Regions from separate parts of the Homo sapiens genome. Here regions 1 and 3 are each linked to region 2. The links are chromatin loops, found by intact Hi-C in ENCODE. Cell type or tissue: OCI-LY7. All regions are shown on one strand. Each heading gives the region's core, and the rest is flanking DNA. Links, peaks and the distances in the headings are about the cores only.

Evidence for each region. Peaks named below come from ENCODE experiments on the same cell type or tissue, not always from the same donor. Only the 100,000 strongest peaks of a DNase experiment are listed, where the experiment ranks them.
Region 1: a loop joins it to region 2, with 10 times the contacts of the local background. A loop is called at or near these places in 1 of 110 quality-filtered maps.
Region 3: a loop joins it to region 2, with 2.0 times the contacts of the local background. A loop is called at or near these places in 1 of 110 quality-filtered maps.

Annotation. Positions count from the first base shown.
Region 1 is chr3:188,749,585-188,755,769 of GRCh38, reverse strand. The region is part of intron 8 of LPP (LIM domain containing preferred translocation partner in lipoma); the gene reads right to left. Among named protein-coding and RNA genes, the nearest start is that of MIR28, 64 kb to the right of the region's middle. In OCI-LY7, for the core only: no CTCF peak of the experiment used is centred there; DNase peaks (open chromatin) are centred at 1,279, 2,339 and 2,799; H3K4me3 peaks cover 2,675 bases; H3K27ac peaks cover 3,283 bases.
Region 2 is chr3:188,240,710-188,246,894 of GRCh38, reverse strand. The region is part of intron 2 of LPP (LIM domain containing preferred translocation partner in lipoma); the gene reads right to left. Among named protein-coding and RNA genes, the nearest start is that of FLJ42393, 65 kb to the right of the region's middle. In OCI-LY7, for the core only: a CTCF peak has its summit at 3,269; DNase peaks (open chromatin) are centred at 2,304, 3,204, 4,264 and 4,844; H3K4me3 peaks cover 3,518 bases; H3K27ac peaks cover 4,000 bases.
Region 3 is chr3:188,386,206-188,392,390 of GRCh38, reverse strand. The region is part of intron 3 of LPP (LIM domain containing preferred translocation partner in lipoma); the gene reads right to left. Among named protein-coding and RNA genes, the nearest start is that of LPP-AS1, 180 kb to the left of the region's middle. In OCI-LY7, for the core only: no CTCF peak of the experiment used is centred there; DNase peaks (open chromatin) are centred at 1,490 and 2,200; H3K4me3 peaks cover 1,469 bases; H3K27ac peaks cover 2,437 bases.

The sequences.
Region 1 (6,185 bases), core at 674-4,673, 510 kb before region 2:
AGTGCGATCATGGTTCACTACACCCTTGAACTCCTGGGCTCAAGTGATCCTCCTCCCTCAGCCCTTGCCACCAGTAGCTGGGACTATAGGCACACGCCACCAAGCCCAGCTAATTTTTAATATTTTCCTGTACAGATAGGGTCTTGCTGTGCTTCCCAGGCTGGTCTCAAGCTCCTGGGATCATGCAACCCTCCAACCTTGGCCTCCTGAGGTGCCGGGATTATAGTCATGAACCACTGCACCAGGCTGGGTTGTCATATTTATTTTCTCTTTTGGTAATATGAATTTGTTTCTTTCATGATGGCAAAATAAACTTTTTATTTAAAATGTTTTTCCTGTGATCACCACACAACTGATAAAAATAAGCCACAGACCCTCTTTTGCAAGCAGTGCTTGTTTTGAGGCAGGACCAAAGCTGTCCACAGCCATTTTGGGAGTTGATGCATGGTGACTGAGCATGACATACTCCCAAACTTTCCCATTATTCACCATCAAATGTAAAGTATTAAATATGTGCAGATGTAAAGCCAGGTCACATTTTTCTTTATGTCTTCCTTGCTACTTGAATTATAATAGACATTTTAAGCACAAGCAAAATTAATATTGTACCTTTAAATATGATAATGAACTGAAGCTCTATATGCCAATTGTATGATATATCAGCATTCCCATTAAGCACATTCTTCGATATATTCTGCAAAAAGTCTTGGTTCTAAAAGTTGAATCAATAAGATTATATAAGGGTAGTGAAATGATGGCAACATATTCCTAGAAACAAAACCTGCTCCAGTTTATCCTACATATGGCTACTGAAGTTATTTTCCTGAAGCACAGTTTCCATTAAGCTGATTTAAAAATTATCTTCCACTGAAGGCCCAAAAAGATAACAGAATGAGTTTGCATTCTTTATATGACAGGCCCATATGATGTTAACTGAAGGCTCTAGGATGGTGGCATTTTCTTATCACCAAAGCTTTTATTTCATGGACTCTGTAGTATTGATGCATGTAATAATAGACAACTTGTTTCTTAAACTGCTTATACTCTAGGACAGTGACTCTCAATCTTGCCTGTATATTGCAATCATCTGGGAAACTTAAAAAAAAAAATATTGATCCCTGGTTCCCAACTCCAAAGATTCTGATTTCATTGGTCTGGAGGTGGGATATTACAGGAGAGAAACTTTTAAAACTCTCCAGGTGATTCTATGTTGAGTCAAGTCAAACTCAGTGTTCTGGGGGTGCCTATTTCTGTCCTGCTTGTCAGAAGAAAAGCTGACAAGTATCGCCCAAACAGGTTTCGTCCGCATGCAAAACAGTTTGGGGACAGACTGCTCAACCACGAGTTGGCTGAAAAAAAGAAATTCCTAACGCATCATAATACATGTTGTTTTTCACCAGAGAGAGTATTCTCCCTAATGCTATCTTTATATTTTAGTTTGAAAAGTTTGCAATGGCTTTCCATCCATTGAAAATATACATGAGCAGAATCAGCTAAATTTTCTCATAAAATATTTTGGTAGCATTGAGCCAGAGAAAGTGGTTTACTTATATTAATTGGAAGCACTGCGATAGAACAGGCTTCTTTTGGGTTGCCGATGAATTTATCATATGGCTCTTCTGTAGCCTTAGACAATATAGAATCCACAAAGAATGTCAACTGTTAGCCATGTAAAGTAAGATATCACATATCACATCATACATCAAACTGAGTTCTCACTATTTTCTTGGGACTCTGTCTTTACATAATGTAGCAATATGCAATCTCCTATGGTTATTGCCATTTAGCTCTGTGAATACAAGAGTTTTTATCATATCTTAAAAGCTGGACTGTAGGACACATGTAGTTCTGTCACTGTGCTTGTGTATATCTGATTCTATAGAGAGGCTTGAAGGTTCAACAGGTACGTGGCTAGTGGGGGAAAGGTGGCTCCAATGTCTGTTTCCCTCTCTCTTGTTTTTCCCTCTACAAATACATATACACACTCACACACACCCACACTCAAACACTCGCAACAAGAAAAGGATCAATGACTGCCACTAGGATGAGTGGTAGACACAAAACAGTTTCGGAGACAGTCACATTAAGAAACATTTTAACATCTTAGTCCAAAAAGAGAAATTAAGGTAAAGTAAAAAAAAACAAAAAACAAAACACACACACACACACACACACACACACACACACACGCACACAACAAGCCAAAACCCCAAGGTTGTCAGGGAGAGGAGTTCAGGAATGAGTGGATAAAGGCCTGGGCAGCAAACCAGATGAGATGAAGTGAAGGCTGAGTGATCTCCTGGCAAGGGGAAGTTGTTATAAAGTCTAACCACGATGTGATTCATTTATAGACAGAGATTTGCTTAGCTTAGACCTTCAGGTGAGGTGGTAAATTAGGAGGGGGAGTCCCACAGAAGGTTGCAAAAGCAAGCATGTTTCGCTGATGTAAATATATGTATTGTGAAGGAAACTAACAAAAAATAGAAAATTATTGTGCATTTTTATCTGTGCTCAGCACTGTCCTAAGCATTTCACATACATTTTTTCATTTAGTCCTACCAACCAATTATTCTCCTTTTTAGATAAGAAACCTGATGTTCCATCACCTGGCCAAAGTCTCAAAGGCAGAATGTAGTGTGGCTGAGACTGGAACCAGGTCTGACTTGTAAAGCCCATTTTCTCAATCAGCACATGTTTCTATGTATACAATTCAATCATAACTCTGACCTATATCAGTATTGTTTAGGAGCAGAACCCATTAACACCTGCAGGGAAAGAGGAAGGGCCAGTCCAGCATCACTTCTCCATCCCCACAAGCCTCAGGGGATCTTAGTGAAAGTCATGATCTACCACAGGTGGCGAATCAGGACAGGTGATGGTCCTCCACTGCAGCTCTTGGGTGTTGACCCTTCAACTCTAGCTTTCCATCAGGAATGTGAGTTTGAGAACCACTGCTGTAACAAGGACTGTATGCTTCTGTGTTCCACCAAGAGTAGTTTGTCCCGGGGTATTGGAATGCAGTGATGGCTAGTGCCAAATCTCCCAGGAGATATATTCTAGGAAACTGGAACTTTAATATGAGGCGGAGAGGGGCAGAAAGTTGGGCAACATATACCCTATTCCCAACCTTGATGAAACTAATAGCATCTATACACATAGTAGTCATGACAGTAACTTTTTGATAACAACTTCCACTCTCAGGAAAAGTAGCAAAAACAAAACAAAAATACCATCACCACCACCACAACAAACAAAACAAAAAACAACCCTGTTTTGCATTTTCGAGTATAATACATGGTTATCTTTTGAACAGTTAGATGTAACATGGTGTAAAGAAAATCAGATATGCAATTCTTGCCTTTGTTACTAGCTATTGGCAGCCTAGACAAGTTTCCTAAATTTTCTGAGCCCGAATTTCCTTGTCTTCAAAACAAGCAGCTGAGTAGACGCACTCACTAGATAAGTGGTCTTAGTTGAGTCACTTATCCAGCCATTCTGTCAATCCCTCAACAAATGCACTTGGTGAGTTTCTATTTGCTGTCAAGCACTGCAGTAACCTTTTCTAGGCTTCTCTAAGAGGGAGATGATCATAACTGCCTTAAATACTTGGCTATGAAATTCGGAGGAGGTAACATCTAGAAGGTGTCCAGCATGAGACCTACTTCTTTCTCCTTTAAACTATAGGAAGTATATAGTTCAACTTCAAAATAAAGAGCTCATAACAACTAGAACAGAAAGGCACATGCTTTGGACTGTTCTCTAAAGATGACAGTCAATGAGTGGAAAATAGAGGTCCCTATGTCTCTGAGGCAGTTGGTTAAGATTTATATTTATCAATATTTTACTGATGGAATTTTTCGGTAGAAATTTCAATCCTAATCCTAATCCTACAAAAATTTGTAGACCCCGGGGTGATGATAATAGTCAATATTTATTCAGCGCTTTTTATGGACCAGGTGTTAAGTATTTAATTGTATTATCTCATGTAGTCACCCCAACAACTCTATGATGTAGGTTCTATCATTATCTCCATAACAGTTGATGAAAAGGCAGCATAAAGAGATTATGTGCCTTGCCCACAACCACAGAGTTAAATATTGAAGCTGGAATTGGGGCTTAGGCAGTCTGACTTTACATCTGTCCACTTAACCAGTTTTCTAAACTGACTTACTACTTTAAAAGTCCACAATTCCTAAAATTATCTGGCCAGGCAGGAAACTTGATTAAATCACAGAACATTCCTGACAGAAACAGTAGTATTTCTTTTGGCCAAAGCAAGATTTCTCTTTAAGTTAATTTTTACACATGGACATTTTCACATTCTCCGTCTTAATTTTTTAACCAGTCTTCTATATTTAGAATTCATTTCATGATTGATCTGCTAACAGAAAAATCAATATTTACTAGTACAGTTAGAACCGCTATTGCAACAATTATTTTTGCCTTATGGTTTGAATCTGCTCCGTGATCTCTCCCGTGGGAATCTGCATTTCCCTTAGGTCCACTCAAAGGGTAAATCTGCCCAGGTACTTTTAGCTTTTGTGGTAGGAAATCTCCAAATTTATTCTGGTTATTTGAGACCAAACCTGATAATAAGGGAACCCAAAGGGGTTTTTCTAAAGCTACTGTATTTCAGCAGCCAGCAACAGAATAATCTTCCCTCTGTGAAGTCATCAAGCATCCCTTATATTTGTCTAGTGCTTTATCTTATTTATCAATGCATTTGATCCCTCAATAATATTTGGAGGCAGCAAAGCAAGGGTTATAATCACTCTCATTTTAACGATGAAAATACTAAAACTTAAAAAGGCTTAGAGGCCTACAGAACTTAAGAGTTCAATGTGTGACTTAAGACCATGTAAAGTTAGATCAGATCCAACAAACAGAGCTCAGGCAGAAGACTATGTTGCAAATGAGGTGGAATCCATGTACATAACATGTAATAGTCATATTGACACCAAGACATAAATGGGAGCCACAGTTTGCAGATGGAGAACTATGACTCATTTTGTAAAGAACATTAGGTTTTCTCCAGTGTCCCTCTTACCTTCTTGTTTCACAAAAGAAGAAAGCAGACAAAAAAGAGTGTTAACCTGGACAAGATTCTCTGGATAGTAAACTTTTTTTTTTATTTTTTGAGATGGAGTCTCACTCGGTTGCCCAGGTTGGAGTGCAGTGGTGCGATCTTGGCTCACTGCAACCTCTGCCTCCCAGGTTCAAGCAATTCTCTGGCCCCAGCCTCCTGAGTAGCTGGGATTACAGGTGTGTGCCACCATGGCTGGCTAATTTTTTGATATTTGTAGTAGAGATGGGGTTTCACCATGTTGGCCAGGCTAGTCTCAAACTCCTGACATCAGGTGATCCACCCATCTCGGCCTCCCAAAGTGCTGGAATTACAAGTGTGAACCACCACACCTGGCTTGGATAGTAAACCAATATGCAAAGGAATGAGTATTTCTCCAATGATCATATTACCCTTTCCATTTTAGAAAAGATGTGTGCTATGATTTGAATTGGTTCCCTCCAAAATTCAGCAGTAGATATTGTGATTTTATTAAAAAGTGTTGATCAGGCCATACGGGCTTCTCTGTCATGAATGGGATAAAGCCCTTTGTGAAAGAGGCTTCATGCGGCATTCTGCTGGCTTGCTCTTCCACTGTCTGCCATGTGAGGAGGTAGCACAAAGCACCATCCTGGAAACAGAGAGTAGCCCTCACCAGAAAACCAAGCCTGCTGGTGCCTTGATCTTGGACTTACCAGCCTCTAGAACCGTGATAAAATAAATTTTCATTCTTTATAAATTACCCAGTCTCAGTTATTCTGCTATAGCAGCACAAAATGGATGAAAACAATATGTGACTAATAAAAGATTTTGTCCATACAGTACCTGCCTCCATGGGAGATACGAATTTAGAATATAGAACAAAAAGGGGAAAATAAAAATTATAATTAGCCTAAATTAAAATTGTGATATATAAAGACTGAAAATAAATTTGCAGATTCACATAAAACTTCATAATTTCTATATTCTCATATGAATCTTATAATAACTAAAAGCTAAATGAGACAATTATCATCTTCCCAACACATGAGTTAACATAGGAATGACCTTGTACATGACTTGAGAAGTAGGTAGCAGAGTTGCAACTCAGCCCAGTCCAGTGATCTTTGAGCTGGACCATACC
Region 2 (6,185 bases), core at 971-4,970:
CTGTAGAAAGAGAGAAATGCCTCAGATGTCAATAAATTATTAAGTTACTTAATTGATTAGTAACTTCGAACAAGATATTTTGTGTGACTAAGCCTCCATTTCCCTATTTACAAATTAGGAAGGATAATATTGTGAGAATTAAGGAATCCAGTTGATTCAGTTAAATAATCATCTGAGTCCCTACTTTGTGTCTCATCTATGTCAGATGGTAGGAAAATGTGGGTGTATTCAGTGCTCCTGCCCTGTGGGGGACTCACAGGCTTTCACCCTTTTCCAGGGAAAATGTTGTTGCTGAATAGAAAATGTAGAAACTGGAAGGAATATTTAAGATCTCATGCCCTATTTAGACTATTTAAATTCATAAGACATGGAAAGTCAGCAGAGATTTCAGATAAGAGAAATGAAATACAATTGCTATATCATCTATGAAGAGGAAAGAATTCCCTGTAATTAAATATCAAAACACTGAGCTTGGGATATGAGAAGGGGCAGAGAGTGTTAATCACAAACAAATTAGTGAGATAAATTGCAGGGTATCTGCTTCCTAAAGGCTTTAGAAAGTTATTGAGGCTGATAATTACAGAAATTCTATGGGTTTTCATTCCTACTTGAAGGGTAGACCAAAGAAATAGACACCTAGACATATCAGCCTGATCCCAATGTTCTCAGGTACCAGAGATTTAATGTTAATGAAAGAAAAAAAAAAAGTTGTAGACAGCATCTAGTTCAATAACCTCATTTTACAGATAAAAGAATAGACAGGAATAGAGAAACATGTCTGGGATGATAAAACAATTAAAAAGCAGATAGGACATCCAAGGGATATTCTAAGTCATTTCTCCATTAGAAAATCCTCACATCATTTCACACGATTTTATGGTATCAGTCCAAAAATAAAGTAAAAAACTTTGAAAATACATTTCAACAATTACAGTCAAGAAACAGAAATTTTTCCTTTTCCTGATAAAATAAAAAGCATTCACAGACAAATGAAAACAGTGAGGGTAGTACAATATATTCATCATTATTTTGTTTTTTGTGAAAGCAGGGCTGGGCTGGGTGTGGTGTCTCACACCTATAATCTTAGCACTTTGGAAGGCCGAGGTGGGAGGATCACCGAGCTCAGTAGTTGGAGAGAGCCTGGGCAACATAGTGAGACCTCGTGTCTACAAAAGAAATAAATAAATAAAAGCAGGGCACACACAAATGCAACGTTATTTTGATCTTAAAAAAAAAAAAGTGTGGGGTTAGAAAAGAGGGAAGCATGCCTTCTATTTTATTAAATTTACTTTGTGGTCTTTATTGCATAGGTGACATTATCATATAAGGTACCTTCTAAGAGGAGGTGAAAAGGCAAAAGGAAGGCAAAGGTGGTGGAATGAAGTTTAGGTCAGCAAACATCTACTGAGAATTTTCTCTGCTAATGGCTCTGGGCCAGGATCTGTGAGGAATAGAATCATAAGAAAATACCATCCCTGCCCACAAACTGTTTAAAAGCAAACAAGCCTGTAATCCCAGCACTTTGGGAGGCCGAGGCAGGCAGATCACGAGGTCAGAAGTTCGAGACCAGCATGACCAACATGATGAAACCCTGTCTCTATGAAAAATACAAAAATTAGTCAGGCGTAGTGGCGGGTGCCTGTAATCCCAGCTACTTGGGAGGCTGAGGCAGGAGAATTGCTTGAACCCGGGAGGCAGAGGTTGCAGTGAGCCAAGATTGTGTCACTGCACTCCAGCCTGGGTGACAGAGCAAGACTCTGTTTCAAAAGAAAAAAAAGGCGGGGGCAGGGTGGGAAACAAGGCAGAATTATGCTAACAATTTACCCTAATACAAGCCTAGAATGATGAGTGCAAAGAAGAGGACAAAAATCACCACTAACAACGGACCAAGAATGAGACACTAGGTAGCCACCCATTAGACACGGTCCATGCCCTCAAGGAACATATGCCTAGTAAGGAGATACAAAATCATTCATCCATCATTCATTCACTCAGATTCATTGAAAATCTACCATGAACCAGATACCGATGTACATGCTGAGGCTTCAGAAATGAGCAGGACATGGCTGAGTTCACAGTTCAGGGCAGACAACAAACACATAATGCTGAGTAGACACCAGGCAGTGTGATTAAGCCAAAGGAGATGTGTTTTAAAAGCCTAGGTTACTCAGAGAGAGAGGGGTAGATTATCAGAGATGACACGGAAAAGGCACCTCTACAACAAACAATCATACTTTTGACTCTAATACAATGGAGAATGAATAAAGCGTCTAATAGAGAAGAGTGCCACACACAGTGAGAAAGTCCCTAGGGAGTATTCTGACCAAAGTCTTGGTCTTGAAGGAGAGGCATAGTCTTCTAATTGCTTTGATGAATCACAGACCAAACAGTGATTCAGCTCTGAAAGAAACCTTAGAGATGGGCATTCCAAGGTCTCATGGGGTTAGTAGCAGAAGCAGGACTGGAACCCAGAACCCAAGTTGGACCACTAGACTGGTGCCTCTCCCTAAGCCCACTCTGCCTCTTCCATGTCTGTGAATGAGCTTACCACTCCTAGCTATGCAAAACTGCATAGAACCATTTCAGCAAGAGGCTCAGGTAGCATTAAAGAAGTTCCCACCTCAACGATGTCAATTTTTTGTTACTGTTGTCTTGAGGAAGCATGTTTGCTTTTAAACGCTCCCAAATTAAAAGCCATTCTCAGCCTTCCTACAATTGTATGTGCGCTGGGCGCAGTGGCTCACTTCTATAATCCCAGAACTTTGGCAGGCCGAGGCAGGCAGATATCTTAAGGCCAGGAGTTCGAGACCAGCCTGCACAACACGGTGAAACCCCACCTCTACTAAAAATACAAAAATTAGCCGGGCGTGGTGACGGGCACCTGTAAGCTACTCAGGAGGCTGAGGCAGGAGAATCGCTTGAACCCGGGAAGTGGAGGTTGTGGTGAGCAGAGATTGTGCCTCTACTCTCCAGCCTGCGCGACAGAGCGAGACTCTGTCTCAAAAAAATAAAAATTTTAAAAATAAAATAATTAATTAAAAAAAAAGATGTGGACCTGAACTCAGATTAGTGTCAGAGTGAACTTTCTAGTTAGCCTCCTCTTTCCACAGTGAAGAAATTACACCCAGAGAGACTGAGGTTAGTCACCCTGTCCAATCACAGCACCAGTTACACAGCACCTGAACTCAGAAGGGTCTAGCACCTTTTGCTCAGTGCTGCCAGTGTGGTGGTCTATGGCCTCATTCTCATAGCCTGCAAGTGATAGACCCCAGGACAGCAAGAATCATGCCAAAAGGATAACATCAATTAGCCTGTGTATTGTAGAAACAGATCACGAGATTTTAGAACGTAAAGAAAGAGAAAAAGAAACGATTTATTTCGCAGCTTTCCGTGCAAGCTTTTCAAAGGCCCTTCCCAGATCCGGCCTTCTGAGACACCACCCCAAGCCCCCGGAGGTTTGTTCTCTACTTAAATTGCCCCAAACTATGCTGTTTTCCTATCAATACTCAACAGCAAAGATGGAAAAGAATTGCCAATTTCTTGTGAATCCTGAAGATTTCCTTTATGAGTCATGGGAAACTAAAATAACCTGAGGGGTAGGGGGAACGGTAGAAACAGTTTTAAATCGGTTCTCACTAGTTTGTTTTACAGTGTGGTATAACTCCTGAGAACAGAAAAAATCAAGTTTCTAGAGTTGTTGTAAAAATAGGAGTTTTTGTCAGGTTGTGTCAGCTGTCACTGTGGCATTTCTTATTAGTATTTTTCTGTCTTTTTTTTGTTATATTAATTATAGTTTGATCACTGTAAGAGCTATTTTGAATCTATGGGACTTTCCTAACCAGATTGTTTTGGCATTTTAAAGTTACTCACATTCAGGGCCTAAACAATATAGCAAGTATCTTTTCTTCCTCTCTTTTTTATACTCAAATTCTGAACAAAGGAACCATCTGTTCTCTCTCTGAAAACATCAGCCCTTGTTTTCATTTTTCATTAATCATAATGCCTCAAACTTACATAATCTCTTTCTCCAACTTGCTTATTAAAGCATTTTGTAGACATCGCCTCATTCGTCTTCAATATCATCCCCTACAAACTAAGGAGAAAGGGGAAATGTTTGCTAATTTTCACTTAGGTAAGTGATTATCAGATGTTTAATGAATTTTGCATGAATGATGGCATGTTAGCCTCAGAAGGGACCTTGATGATCACCTGGCCCAGTTCTGGCTCTTGCATTTGTAAAATGAAGACCCAGAAAGGAGAAGTGATTTCACATTCTATTTGTGTACCTAACTCTCTACTCCTGACTGTAAGTGGTGAGGGTAAGAACCGTGTCTTTCACAGTTTTGTATCTCCAGTACCTGGTGTGTATTTGTTGAATGGATGAAAATGCTTGCAAATAGTCACACAGGTGGCTATGACAGAGCTGGGGTCAGAGCTCTACTCTCCTGCCTTCCCATTCAATGTGTGTGGTTTTTTTTTCCTTCTTCTTTTCCTTCTCTCTCTCTCTCTCTGTCTCTCTCTTTCTTTTTATAATACAATATAGACCTGAATGCAAGAAGAATCAAGCAGAGACACAACTAAAAAGGTGATGAGGATGGAGAGGATAAAAAGCAGGCTTTTACCTATAAGTTAGAAATAGGTTGAACAAACCCAGTAGAAATCAAGTTTAGCCATTAGCCATGCTAAAAAATAACCCATGTTAAGGCTGAGTGTCTAAAAGCTCTGCATTCCTTATGTGTGCCATATATTTAAGGATTTAGTGGATTCCTTAAACATTACCCAACTGAGGAAATGATCTGTCTTAACGCCAAAGGACAGCATGCCTCCTTAACACCTATTAGCCCAAAAAAAGCACATCATCCACCCTGCGATTTGGCCTCATCACTCACTGTAACTCAAGAGGACATACAGCGTCAGAATCATGAAATCTACCAGCCCAAAGTTTTCCAATGAGCAGAGGTCACTGGAATAAAGACCTTTATTCCATATGCCTAGCTGGAAGTCAGAAATTCATTTGACATGTTTCTTCTTATTTTCAGAATGTCCTACTCCCCACCATTACTCTTTGAAGTTATAGGGAAAATAAACTCTTTCTAGAAAAACAAGTTAAATTTTCAATTCTATCATCTGAAATTACGTATATAGTAGTAGTTATAACAAAGTCAACGACTCTCTGAAGATTCTTTAAAAATAGGTTGTCCATGTAGATGAGAAAGCTGTAGGTCTGAAGAGAGAAGGAAATCTTTTATTTTTCAGTAAAAGAAAAAAAGAAAAGAAATCAGAGGGCCAAGGAGAACTCAAGTATATTATAACACGGTCTCACATGAAGTACATCAGTTACAGATACAAGCAGGAAACAAATTAGCTTCAAAATAAAAACAAATCAACATAAATGAACCTTCAAACAACTCTGATGACTTTTTCTCCCCCAAAGGGAAAGATGAAAGGAGATTAGAAGGAAGAGAAGAGAAAAAGATGAGGAACGAGTAGGGAGATGCTTAAATCCCTAACACAGCATGTCTCACACAAACACAGCAGGCTGCCGAGGGTGTCTGGGGCTGTCCAGCACACAGCGGACAGGCGTTTATACCCAGTCATGCAGGATCAGCTGGAGAAACGTACAGCATGTACTTCAGGGCAAACAGCTGCAGAGAGGCCTGCGCAGATAACAGCAGGTTGGATTCATGCTATATCAGTAGTTCTATCCATACCCACCACCTTCTGCTCCTAGAGTGTCAGGCTATCCCCATGACCACTTATCATTCTTGCAGCCACTACGTGGAACATTAACCCTCTATTGACACTTCCCTGATAAAACTGTGCCCATTTCACATGTAGGGACATTCTCACTGTCTTGCTACCTCTAAAATCATCACTTTAGACTATGCATACATACCCCGTAACATCTTAACATTTTTCATTTAAAAATAAAAGAATCATATAGTTAAGGACATATAAAAGATCCACAAAATGTTCCCTAACTGGCCTTGCTCTCCACACGGAACTTTTTCAGAGCATTACTTTAATATAGCCAATAGGGAGGTTCATTCACTAAGAGTGTCTCTGATCTCTGCTCGTGTGTCTGCTCAGGTCGCCGAGGACAGAGCAGCCCTGCATTTGGAGCTCGCCCCTCCCTTGCCATGCTCCTCCCACCAAAACCATGTCTGAGGGAAGAATCCCAAAGA
Region 3 (6,185 bases), core at 674-4,673, 150 kb before region 2:
CTCCCCCCAGACATGGTAAGCACTGATATGTTATAATATCGCATGTCTCCATGTAGTACTTTCCAAGATGTTTGAAACCAAAACAGTTTAGAATACTCTCCCACCTCAGGGTCTTCCCTCCTTACAGCATTTTTCTGATAAATAGGAATTCCCCCTTAGGGATTCCCTAAAGTAAAACTGTTGCAGTCCATTCTGTTATATAATTAACTACACTGACAAGTAGAGATGTAATAGAACGTAATTGTTACTCTGGTTCCAACTTAATATCTACTACACACAAAGCCTTATGGAAGACATGCCCGAAATATGAAAACCATCACCCTTAATGTGGTGGATATGGTAGATCGACACTCAAACTTCCCATATTGCACAGGCTGTCTTGCAGGTAAGGTTTGATTGCAAAAGAAATTCTGCCAAAATATATGTAATTGGCTTGATATTTGAAAGGCAAAAGTAAGATGGAAGACATGTTTCTGCTGTTTGCCCTGTTTTCTGTTAGAAGAATGGTGACACAGACATGGGGTTTTTCAGCATCTGTGTTCTCATATTGAGTCTTCAGCTTGGTGGCTGTCAAAAAGCAGCCGTGACAAAAAGAGTAAGTAGCTGGACTCATGTCTCAGTGTCCAGCTACCATCATTCTGACTATGGCTTTTGATCTCTGTTTCACAAGTTTTGTGATGTATCACTGAACTCAGTAATTCCCATGGTGGCTTCACCATTTTTGTCTTGCTTGATTGTAGAAAATGGAATAATTTTGTGCAGTTTTGTGATTCATTTCTGGAGACAGCCTCGATTCTGCTCCATGCAGTCCATCTAATTACTTCTGTGAAACACCCTGTATTAAGTACCTTCCACTTAAAATATCTAAAGTGGTTTGTTTCCTATAGTGAATCCTGACTGAAACTCCCTCAAGATCCTTACAAACTCCCTCAAGATCCTTATGGGCAATAATGATATTTTATCAACAACAGACAGGTTCAAATTCATCAAGCAAATAAATCCTGAGTGCCTATGCAAAGCACTTGGATCACCTCTAGAAGAGCCGTGCACAGAGCACACCCAGTGCCGTCCCTCTCAAAGCTCCCAGTCCAGGGGGAAGAGGCATGCTACAACTCCAGAAGTACTGAGTGATATGGAGGAAGCCAGCAGAAAGCCGAATCTAGTCTGATCTCCGCACGCTAGCCTCAGCTCTATCACTCACCAGCCCTGTTTTCTAACCCAGGGGGCTAGATGAATGAAAGTCCCTTTCTCTCCAACATTCCACACCTCCACAGATGAGTCTTTGTACTCATGAGGGAATTTACTTGGATTTAAGTCCTAACAAGACTTCCTAAATCTTCAGTTCCCTAAATCTGAAGGTCAGAACACAAAGGTCACATAACACACATGCCCGATACAGTTTAAAAGGGAATAGGAATCTGTGACCCCGAAGTATTCTGTGGCAGCCTACAACTAGAAAGCCTCGAGGAGAAAAATCCAAAATTGTGGTTGCAGTACTTGTTAAGAACAGCAGAGAACAAACAGTGTCTTCAGGGTCTCTCTCTTCTTGGAAAATTTCTGCCTCCATGTCTGACAAGAAGGAAGATTATTTACAGACACTGGTTTCTCTTAAAGTACTCAGACCAATAGGTATAGTAAAAGAAATATTAGGCAAATGCAGTAATGCTTAGATCTCTCAAGAAAAGCCACTAATTTCCTTATGTGTCAGACAAGAAAATCTTTGAAACTCATAAATGAGAAGGAGTTTTTGTAGACGGAAAGAAAAACAGCAAGAGAGATCTAGTAAGACGTCTAAACCCAGTTCTGGCACCCGGTCCAGCAGTGGCTGCAGGCCAGGGCCTTCCAGGCCTCACTGAGCCTTAATTTCCTCACCTGTAAAATGGAGACAACAATCCTGCCTAGCTTATCCCATGGGTGTTTATGCTGATCAAGTGAAATACTAAACGTAAGAGCATTTTGTAAATAGCAGAGTGATATACATGTGAAGGAAGACTATTAATAAAGGAATTTCAAAGGAAAGCTATAAATAGTACTTTTTAAAGCCCAGGCAGCAAAAGAAAATGTAAATATAGCAGTGATTTTACAATTTTGTGATCTAGAGGAAGAAATGGTGATCAGAATTGTGACAAACAATGATGTCCAAAAGAGAAGAGAAACCAGCTCGGCTCTGTCATAATTGTCTCAGTTCCTGTACCACACACAACAATGGAAAGATTGCAGGGAGGGGCAGGAGCAGGCCTGTGACTGTGGCACACCAAAGACACGGAGACACAGCTCCAAGAAAATGACGCTTCTACCTCTGTAATAATAACAGTCAGAATCTCATGCTGTGGGTCCTCTATGGATCTGAAAGTGGCTTATGCAAGTGACTTTACCACTTTCTCAGTTTTATCTCTTGGAAGGAACACAATTGGACAGAGTGAGGCCAAACTCCAGGTTTGCTCACCTGGATGAACAGAAATGCAAAGGCAGATCTCACCCACAGTTAGATTTCAGGACCCAGAGGGGATAGGCAGGTTCAGACAAGATTCAGGCAACAACTCACCCAGATTTCTTTCTTTTTTTCTTTTCTTTTTTTTTTTGAGACGGAGTCCCATTTTTTTTTTTTTTTTTTTGAGACGGAGTCCCACTCTGTTGCCCAGACTAGAGTACAGTGGCACAATCTTGGCTCACTGCAACCTCTGCCTCCCGGGTTCAAGTGATTCTCCTGCCTCAGCCTCCTGAGTAGCCAGGATTATAGGCTCCTGCCACCACACCTGGCTAACTTTAGTATTTTTAGTACAGATGGCGTTTCGCCACATTGGCCAGGCTGGTCTCGAACTCCTGACCTCAGGTGATCCACCCACCTTGGCCTCCCAAAGTGCTGGGATTACAGACGTGAGCCACCACGCCCAGTCTCAGATTTCTAAGAGACCATGGAGGGAAACTAAGCAGGAGGTCAAGCACAGCCAAAACTGCTCAGTGCCCTCCATCCTCAATCCACTGTCAAGCGGTCAGGTTAGCAGACAAGTAGAACTGAGCCAAAAGTCAAGTCCCAGGCCCTTGGGCACAAAGGCACAGGAGAAGTTCTAGTTCTGAAGCAAACCAGTGACCTATTAGTCTGTACTGGGGTGTAGATATCACAAAGCTCTCCAGGGTATTGGGACATCAGGTGACAGAGAGGTGAAATAAGTGAGATAAATTAACTCTACCTATAATTCACATAAAAAGAGACATCAGTGGCACACAAATATACCAAACACACACACACACATACGCACACACATACATACACACACACAACTTAAATAATAATCAGGGAAATATAAATTAAAATAGCCATGAAATGCTTTTTCAAACAGTTTGCCAAAAAAATGAAAGATTCATAAAATTCACCATGGGACACGATTTGTCAGGAAATTAACATTCACAATATTATGACTCTTCCTATAAACCTACATATTCTCTATTTGTTTATATATGAGACATATTACATATTGTCTATTGATGCTTTTGCAGCACAAAGAGTTGAGGACCTGTGACAGAGACCATCTGGCCTACAAAGCCTAAAATATTTACTACTTGGCCCTTTACAGAAAAAGTTTGAGGACCTCAGGTGTAAACTTAAAAGTTACTGCTTTCAGTTACTACAGATATAACAAATTTCTTCTTTGCCTGAAGACTTTTGCAAGTTTTATTTTTTAACATGACCACTAATTTATATCAGGGTTTATTGTGAAACATACTCATGATGTAAGTTTTTCATTAACGCTGACCAATTATCCCAATGCCATGAGAATAATCCTTCCTTTTCGGAATGTAGCAAGGTGGTTCTTTTATTGCCAATTAATTCCACGTGCAGTTGCCTTATGTCTGGGTGGGTTCTGTTACTGCTTTGACCTCCCATCTATTCCAGCACCACCTCCTCCTTCAATCAGAGTTGCCTTATAAATGCACCTCAGCATCTGGCTAGGATGGTCCCAGTTGCTCATTACACTTATTTTGCAGATTTCTTTTACCTATTTTGCCTGTTTATTGTCAAGACAATTTAGAATTTTTTGGTTAAAATTCAAGAATAATTGACCTGAGAGTTGTACTAACTGTGATTGCACGAAATGTAGGGAAAACAACTACTTAACAACCTCTATGTTTCCATTTAGGAATAAGGCATGTCTCAACTTATTCAAACAGTCCTTCATGTGAGTAAAAAATGTTCTAGAACCTTTTATAAGACATGCACAATTGCACAATTCTCACTAAAATGTTTCCTCTTTGATTTGCTGTGAATGGGATCCTAAAGATTGGAAAGTACTCATCTTCAAAGGCAATAAAAAAAAATAACTGGAAATGAGGCATGTGGAAACATATCTAAATTTACAAATAACCAGAGAAATGCTAATACCAAAAAAACAACATATTTAATACTAGCATGATAGGGGAGATGCTGACTCACTCACACATTCCTACTAAAGCTAAAAAAAAAAAAAATCCCTTTCACAAAACAAGTCATCAATAGATAGAAATAACCATAAAAATATTCACCTCTGGGCCGGGCAGGGTGGCTCATGCCTGTAATCCCAGCACTTTGGGAGGCCAAGGCAGGTGAATTACCAGATCAGGAGTTCAAGACCAGCCTTATCAACATGATGAAACCCTGTCTCTAATAAAAATACAAAAATTAGCCGGGTGTGGTGGCGCACACCTGTAATCCCAGCTACTCGGGAGGCTGGCACAAGAAAATTGCTTGAACCCAGGAGGCGGAGGTTGCAGTGAGCTGAGATCATGCCACTGCACTCCAGCATGGGCGACAGGGTGAGACTCTGCCTCAAAAAAAAAAAAAAAAAATTAACCTCTGACCCGTGTGTCTCAACCCTCAGACATCATATATAAGATTATTGAAGAAGTAAGCTACATTTATGCATAAATGTTAATCATCGCAAAATTTTCAAATAATGAAACAATTAAGATATGGCACAATCACTCAATGAAATATTAAAGTTATTAAAATTGTAATCATTCAAGAATATGCAGTGATATGGAAAATGCTTAATGTATGATGTCAAGAGATACACAGCATGATGGGTAATTTATGCTAATAGCTAAAGACTTGAAAGGAATACATAAATATGATCATGATAGATTGCACCTGTATCTGGGTAATAGATTTATGGGTGACTCTATTTTACACCTACATGTTCTGTAGGTGTAAAATTTTACAGTCTACATGTTCTGAACTTGATAGAATGTTGTAACTTCACTTGTACAAGTTTAAGAAGAGGGGACAAATTATTAAGTGCCTTACAGATATAAGGTTTGTAATTTCTTTGTCATTAAAGGCAGGAAAATGAGACTCAACGATAAGAAAAGCCTTTTCCTAAGGCCACAGACTAAGTCACAAGCAGAAATGGGACTAGAACCCAGCTCTCTAGACTTAAGATAGCATATTCTTTTCTACACAGCATTTTGTATCCTTATTTTTCTAAAGGCAAACCAACTTTGGGGTCATTATAATGTCTTCGTACATTATAAATAAGCAGTTGAAAACAGTAATATTTAATTACTCTCTATTACAATAACTGCTTTGAAAACCCTGCAAAATGCTTTGATGGGCTGGAGTTTGAATTAAACTTCTCTTCTGAATATGGCTATTGAACAGAATAATGGGCATCAAAGTATGTCCTTCCTCACAATTTCAGAGCTCAGTTAAAGGTTCATTTAATAGAAGGGGAAAACTGGCTTTGGATGTTTACTTTAGAATATAAAAAGTCTCAGCTTGCATTATTATCATTCTTCGGGGAAAATTCATACAACATTCAGAAGCTAGTAAGAAATATTTCCTTGACTTTTCTCACTGCAGTCTGACAACGATTTGGGCAAAAGAGGTTTATATACCTGCATACACAATGGATAACCACAGTCAGTTTCTAATATTCTGTAATGCCTAAAGATAACATTGGGAGCTCACATCTATTCCAATGTAATGTGAATTTTGAGGGGTTGTAATTAGGTCCCAGTGGAGGTAATATTTAGAAAGGAACAAGGTAAAAGAAATCATCTACTGAAAGACAGTAGAGAATAAATGGCTAATAAGGCAGAGAGATTATGTGTGTGTGTGTGTGTGTGTGTGTGTGTGTGTGTGTGTGTGTGCGCGCATGCTATGACTTAAGTGCTATCTACTGAAGGTGCACTTTCCAAGAGACTGAGCA